Linked DNA regions of Mus musculus: region 2 is linked to region 1. A link is a loop called in an ENCODE intact Hi-C map of the cell type or tissue named here. Cell type or tissue: heart. All regions are shown on one strand.

What was found. Peaks named below come from ENCODE experiments on the same cell type or tissue, not always from the same donor. Only the 100,000 strongest peaks of a DNase experiment are listed, where the experiment ranks them.
Region 2: it touches region 1 in a loop (2.2-fold over the local background); 2 of 42 quality-filtered maps call a loop at or near these places.

Annotation. Positions count from the first base shown.
Region 1 is chr3:134,422,794-134,426,793 of GRCm38, forward strand. 4930539C22Rik (RIKEN cDNA 4930539C22 gene) reads right to left here and starts at 842. Exons shown (of 9, transcript NR_040600.1): 1 at 751-842. In heart, no CTCF peak of the experiment used is centred here; no DNase peak of the experiment used is centred here.
Region 2 is chr3:134,329,619-134,333,618 of GRCm38, forward strand. No RefSeq gene overlaps it. Among named protein-coding and RNA genes, the nearest start is that of Mir1895, 91 kb to the left of the region's middle. In heart, a CTCF peak has its summit at 2,336; no DNase peak of the experiment used is centred here; H3K4me3 peaks cover 1,110 bases.

The DNA.
Region 1 (4,000 bases):
AGAATGAGTTCTGTTGACTGAAACAGTGTTCAGGGGAAGGGGCAAGGAAGGAAGACGTTATAATAATCATAAGGTTAGATTCTATTGCAGGATGCAAAGTCATAAGGATAGGTTTTATTCACTGAGAGGCTAAGCTCAGGATCAGGGCCTAAACAATGGTCAGAATACTGGGAATTCAGGAAGGCTGGGTCACAGAATAGCTAAAAAGATCACCCACTTATTACAACACCCACTCCAGCCTTCTGGGTGAAAAGGTATCAGTCATTTTCTTCCTTTGAAGAAGAAAAAACAAACAAACAAACAAACTTAACCTTTGACAACTCTGGATTTTCTAATGTTTTCTGTAAGCTGTGCCTCCTGCCCTCGGTAACTGGCGGGGTCTAGAGATGATCCAACCCATCAGAGCCAGAATTCTGGCTGGCTTCCTCTTGGACAGGTAACCCAACTGCTGAACATTTCTGAGAGTGATTGCTGTGCTCTGCCTAGAAGACAGCATTTCACAGAACTCCTCAACCTTCTGCTTGCCCATCCTTTCTGCTTCCCCTTGGGTTACTTTCCCTGATTGCTGCTTGAGGAGAGATGGTTCGTTTAGGGCTGTGAACTCAGTCCCAGTCATGCACCACAGCATTGCCTGCTGCTACACAAAAAAAGCTTCCCTGACAAAGGCTGAGAGAAGCCTAGGTCTATCGCTATGCACATAAGCATTTGAAAGACAGTTGGAACACTTAGCAATATAAAAATCTCACGTACTATCTGGAACCTGTGATCTCTTCAGCTATAGACTTCTGTACAAGATTTCGGTAATGGGCGTGAAATTCCCTCCTGTGGGGCAGGCTTCAAACAGCAGTGAGAAACTTGGTTCCTCCATGATAGTCCCACCATTATTGCATCAGAAAGCACATTGTGAGTGTCAGGTTACTATTTGCAGAATGCCATGTCCAGTATTAAGTAAGAACCTTGGTGTCTTTTCTTCCCTGGTAGCCTACAGAACACCTTGTACTTCAGACCTTTGGTTTTGTCTCTTTAACTTGGAGCACAAGTGAAAGGCGGGGGACTAGCAAGTGATCTGTATTAGGGAGTCAGGATATCTTAAGGTAGTGGGTTAGCAGACTGTAGGTCAAATCAAAGTATTGAAGTTAGATATTAGAGGGAAAAAGGTTTAAGTAGGGGAGGAGGCAGGAGCGTGAGTAAAACATGATGTAAGGACTATCCTAAAGCAACAACAACAACAATAACAAAAATCAAAAACAAGAGAACAACATGGAATCCTGTTATCTCACATTGTAGAACACATATGCAATGAAAGAAAAGAGGGGATACTGATAGCTAAAGGACTAAGCAAAGGTGAGAGTGTGGGTAGGAAAGAGAAGAAATAGTTTATAGATTAACCAGAACTAAGGTTCTATGGGAAATATTTAAGGAAATCCACTACTTCGGAAACTAATCTCAAAATACAACTTTAAACACACACACACACACACACACACACACACACACACACACACGCACACCAGAGTTTGAATGGAATTACTCTACCTGGGTGAATAATGTTGTTCCCAGAAAACATAGGTTATTAAATGAAAATTTCAATACAAGGCATGGGGTTACCTCCTGATGAGTTGTTGATCGGGGAGAACTCAGAGGTCTCAGAAAACAACACAGGATATTGTGATTGCCCTTGGTTTTCCTCTATAACCACATGTTAAGACACTATTGTTGAAGACTCCACACATCTCAGCTGTGGGACATAGAGAAATCAATCTCAAACTGACTGAGAAACTTACTCCCTGCTGGCTAAACGTATTTTTGATGGGACGTATTTTCAATTCATGATTTGTTTGTTGGGGCAGAACCCTGTGGTTGGTCAGGGACATCTGAATTTCATATTAATTTTTTTTAAATCTAAGGTACTTTTCCTTTGAACAAAAAGCTACATGTCTAGTATGCTCAAGAACTCAGATAAAGGTATATTCAGATCACACAAGATGTATAAATATCTTAAAATTATTTTCAATTAAAAGTATTTAGAAGAAAATTAGAGATCAGCTATAAATACATGGTGGACTATGTTGAATACTTTGCTATACAATTTCATATAATCTGATATAGGAAAGTTTGTGCTGTGACAATTCCTACATAGACCATCTGTGGTATAAAAATTGAGCACAAATTCAGTGTGCGTGTGTGCGTGCGTGTGTGTGCGTATGCACGTGTGCGTGTGTTTAGGTGGGTTTTGTTGAAAAGTTCCCGGAGATACATGTAAAGGTAAATGCTTGTCTTCCCATACTGTCTTGTGCAAATGAGTCTGATCAATAAGGAACAGACACTGAGTAAGAGTAGGTCACAGTGTCCTCTTTCCTTTGGGCCTAGCAGAGTTATGATGCTCAGGCTTCTGTCCTGCCTGCATTATTTATACCTTGGCTACTTTCTCAGGAGTAGACCCTTTAACAAACTTTAAATTGCCATAATTTGATTATGTCACTTTTCTTATGTAACCATGTCTGTCTGTCTGTCTATCTCTCTGTCTGTCTCTGCCTACCATTTTTCTATTATATTCTACATTTTCTTCCCATCCATTTTCATGTATGAACATACACAGAGTATTCATACTATGTACTATATTACTATTCAAAATTCAAAACAAGCTAGATCCATAAATTCTAATAAGGAATGCTTTCCAAAATGTACTATTAAGTGGTGAGGGAGCAAGTATGGATTGATATAATTTCAATCATATATACCACTTTGTTTTAACAGTTAACTATATAATTATAAAGAAAATGTTTTGATTTGCTAACTGGTGAATTGAAATTCATTATTTGTTTTCACAAATTTAGGAAGATTCTGTGATTCTCTTCATAATGTATGGGGTCTGTCATGTTTATTTATCTATTCAAAGGCTGTTTATTTAAAGCATATTATATTCCAGATACTTTTATGAAAACCTGGGCAACAGTAATAAACTGTTTTATACAACTTACATTATAGTACTAAAAACAATGAAATTGTAGATTCTAAGACCTATGTGATATATTGGGGCAACAAGAATAAACTTTTATATTTAGAAAATATCTGTAAGAAACTAGCCTAAACACAGACTTGAGAAACACATCTGTGAAGGATATTTTAAACAGGAGTATCTAAGGCTTGTAGGTGAGAGTATGACTTATGTTAGGACAGAGATGAGCTTGGACCAAGTGGGCAGAGGGACAGAGCTTCATGGGTTCCACAGATAGTGATCAGATCACTAGGATGTTGGCAAGGCTGTCAGAGCTTGAACTATCCTCTGGTAAGGTGAATCCATTGAAGATGTTAAGCAGTTGGTCAGTATGATTTGTTGCCATTTGATTATTAATACCCTAACTCATGTGTGACAAATAAGTGGATAGGAGACATGGAGGCAGCAATTGGGTAACCGAGAGACAACTGCAGTTATTCAGGTGAGATTGGTCTCCAGACGTACAGCACAGAGGAGCAGTGGTAACAAGCTAGAGAAGGCACATGGGTAGACCTCAGTGAGAAAACATTGAACACTGGTTGGGGATACCCACCACTTTCTGTAGAGGTGTCCTAGGTGACATCACTTGAATTTAGTCCCGACACTCACTATAACACAAACCCAAAACCTATAGATACAACTTCAGAGACCAAACAAATGGATCTTAGAACTGGGGCACATAATACAATTCAAGTCCTAATGTGAAAAATAAAAGGTTTTTTTTTTTTCTATCTGTATTGGAGTAGAAATTACACTTGCAATATATGTATGTATTAGTGATGTGTGTCTAGATTCCAAAAGTGGCCCAGAAATACAACCATCCAACTGTTAATATGTATCTGAGGGGTAGACAGTGGAATGTTTCAAGGTTTTTATTCAGCACCCGGCTTCTGTGTTTATGGGATCCACATCTCCAGACTGAACTGTGGCTCACAGCAGCTTACATGAAGAGGGAAGGGTAAATAGAGATTTTTTTGAGGAGTCAGGTAGGAGGGATGGATG
Region 2 (4,000 bases), 93 kb before region 1:
GAATTACTTTAAATATGACCCGCCTCAGATCACAGCAGATGTAGAGAAGAAGGAGGAAGGGGCAGGTGGCGCTGTGCTGAGTGCACTTCCTAAAGGAAACCCTAATGTAATTAACGGTGACTGGCCCTTTAACTTTTTTAATTGCTTATTTTATTTATTTCCATTTCAAATGTTGTCCTTCCCCTCCGCAGCCCCTTATCCCATCCCCCTCGCCCCTGCTTCTATGAGGGTGCTTGCCCACCCACCCAGCCACTCTTGCTTCACTGCCCTAGAATCCCCCTACGCTGGGGCATCGAGCCTCCGCAGAACCAAGGGCCTCCCCTCCCATTGATGCCAGCTAAGGCCATCTTCTGCTACATATGCAGCTGGAGCCCTTTGAATTTTAACATGCTGCCCCAACTAAGCTTCTGAGGCCTCGGACTACAGCATTAGGTTGTAGCTGCTAGAGATTGACTCATCCCAGACAATCCTCAGAGTTTCTGACATCCCTGTTAGAGAACTTTATTTGGCTTTTTAGATATTTGCTTCTTTTGCCCTTAAGGGAGAGTGGAAAAGGAATGATGTCAATATATACATATGTTCTGAGAGAAACTTTGAGGATTTCAGTCTCCTTTTAAATAGGATCTCATTGTACCATCCCTATTCTGTGAGTGAAGGACTTCCATTGTCTCCTGTCCTTACCATTTGACAATGAATCCGATGCACAGAAAATTTAGAACATTGTCTTATACATATTCAAACAACTGGAGGGTGTTTATAGATTAAGAAATTTTATTTACAATTGAGACTTCCTATAAATTATCACTATTATCCTTATAAATTTCATTGCATTTCTAAAATCAATGCTCTCATGGTCACTAAATAACAGGTAGAAGATGACCAACCAATTCCATTTTACCATTTTTAGATGTGCTAAATCAGATTGTCACCTTGGGCACAAGGCATCGTATTTTCCAATGGCATGTTATATATTTCCTTTCCTTTCTTTTCTTTTCTTTTCTTTTCTTTCCTTTCTTTTCTCTCTTTCTCTCTCTCTCTCTCTCTCTCTCTCTCTCTCTCTCTCTCTCTCTCTCTCTCTTTCTTTCTTTCTTCTCTCTCTCTTCTTTCTCTCCTCTTTTTAAATAGAGTTTGCAAGGGTTTAATACATCAGAGATATGCCTGCTTTCTAGAAGAATTCAAGGTCAGAGTATTCTGTGTTGAATCTACTATAGAAATTGTCCCTTCACGAGACGTTCTGTTTACACCTGAGATTCCTTCCTCATCAAGTCTGGGCTCACAGAATCCCGTGGGACAAAATGTCCCTCTCGGGAGCTGCCTTTGCCAGCTCTACGCTTTTGCTTCTGTCATCCCCCTGCCGTGGTCTTAGAGCTTGCAACAAAACCACAGGTGTTACAAACTCTAAATTGGAATTGGATATCGGATGCAGAAACGTGCGCTAATTACACAGCTGTTTTAAATTGTGGTTAAGTGGCCGAAAACTGCCTTGACGCCCCACCCACATTCATTACTGCCTAAACGAAAAGGACCTGTGTACAGTGATTACCCCGCTTCCTCTGAATCCCCCAAGCCATAGAGCAGACTTTCCTAATTGTCAGCTGGACTGTGCAGGCTTGTTTAAAATAATTAGATTGCTGCAGCAGCCTTAGCAGCAAGCCTCAGTGCAGGTTTTTATAGCGGATACTATCAGCTTCCTGTTCGTTTTTGACATTATCATTCTGCCAGTCTGGAAAACGGGGGAGAGGAAAGAGAATTATCCTTAATGTACACAAATAATGCATCTCAAAAGTCAGGAAGACTCAGCCCGGCGTGTGAGATGGCTGGAAACAATTCTGCAAACAAATCTAAACTGGGGGCGAAATACGGTGCTCTCAATTTTTTTTTTCAAGAGGGATAGCTGAAATCTTTCTTAATTACCGCTTATTCCGATGACAGAATTGTAATTTATCATTTAGTTGTAATTTGACATATGTTCACACCTTTGCCATTTCCAATTTCCTCCTTCATTCTAATTGTCTGCTTCTCTCGCCTGTCATGCGCGCTTCTCTTGGGATTAATTCGAGCTGTCTGTCTGCACCAGGCTACCGGCTCACTTGGGGCTGCTGAGAGCATGACAGTGTCAGTGCGCACACAGTTTATCTGAGGCGTTACTCAGCCATCACGTTCCCGGGGCTCCTCTCCCCTCTCTGTTTACTGTTTATTCCACTTTGCATTTGTGACTTTTCCGTGTTGTATTAGACTCTAATTATGCTCTTGGCTGTCAGCTGCAAGAGAGAAAATGTTACATTAATTACAGGAAAGGGGGAGGTGCTTAGGACCAGTAGTAGATGGACCAGTAGATGTCTCTCTGTCTCTAGGATCCCGGCCTTATTTAAATACTTGCCTTGTCACACTTCACTCTGGAGCCTTTGATAGAAGGCCTATACTCAAACATAAACACGCAAGCATCCGCGCTAATGAAGCCTTTCATTCACAAGCAGGTCCCACCTCATTTCATCTAAGACTAGGTAAATTGGCACAGTAAGACATGAAACTGAGTTTTCAGCTCACTATGTTTTCTCTTTTAAAGGTCAATTGTTTAATTCATAGATGCTTTTAACACACACACATGGCATGGGGCTATAATGGTACAAGTTTACCCAGTGAACCCTGCAAGAGACACATTTTAAAAAGAATTTGGTTTATTGGGAAGATTTGAATGCTTCCAGGCCTCTTTCCTTCCAGTCATCCCTCCCTCCCTCCCTCCCTCCCTCCCTCCCTCCCTCCCTCCCTCCCTCCCTCCCTCCCTCCCTTCTTTCTTTCTTTCTTTCTTTCTTTCTTTCTTTCTTTCTCTTCCTTCCTTCCTTCCTTCCTTCCTTTCTTTCTTTCTTTCTTTCTTTCTTTCTTTCTTTCTTTCTTTCTTCTTTGTGATAGGATTTGAACCCAAGACCAATGCATGCTAGGTAAATTATCTACTACTGAGAAAGCCATAACCATTGTTTGAAACATTCTTGGACTAGGGAGATTGTTCACTGGGGAAAGTATTTGCTATGCAAGCATTAGGCCCCAAGTTTGGGTCCCTAGAACACATGCAAAGGTGAGCCCAGTAGTGAATATCTGCAGTCTCAGATCTCTTACAGCAGGATGGGGTCAGAGATAGTAAGCAGACTCTGTTGAAAGTTATGGGCCAAAACCAGGAAAATGTAACAGAAATATGAAACTCTGGCTCAAAACAAAGTGAAAGTTGAGAACCAACATCTGAGTTATCCTCTGAGTTCCATATGAGCATATACCATGCATAAATGCATACACACATATGCACATATATGTATACACACTTGGAAATGTAACCTATTTGCCAGATGTAACTGCCTCAATCTACTAACTTAGGCCTAGTTCTGGAAACCTCTAGCCTCCATACCTAGAATATTTCCAGCCTCTGAAAGTTACTACTAAATATACTCATCCTTTCTAGTTCTTTCTGAACACTGTTGGTTAGTTCAACTCGGCTATTCTGGCTCAAGCTGTTCTCCACACTGACTGATTCAAACTGGCTTCTCTCTGCTTCTGAGTGAATTGCTCTCCTTGGCCTTATAACTAACTTTGAGAATATGTTCTAATCTTCTGGCTCTTTCTCACTCTCTGTCTGGCTCATTCTGTCTTCACCTGTGATGGTTCTCTCTCTTCAACCTCTTTTTGTATAACCTTCTTCCTCTCTCCATCTGTACTGCTGTCTTTTTTGTCTCTCTTTCCTATCTCTTGTTTTTCAGGTTGGGCATATCCTCTTTCTGACTCATTCTGTCAAATATTTCTCTGATTCCTCACTTTGTCTGTCTGACCATCAATAAGAAATCACCTTCAAACATGGCTGCTTCCTTCTGTAAAGGTATAACTTTATCTTTATTGTTTGGTATTAGGTATATGCTATGGGTGTGCCTGTGCCAGAGTAGCCATGTTACTACACACACATATAAACACATACATACACACACACACACACACACACACACACACACACACACAC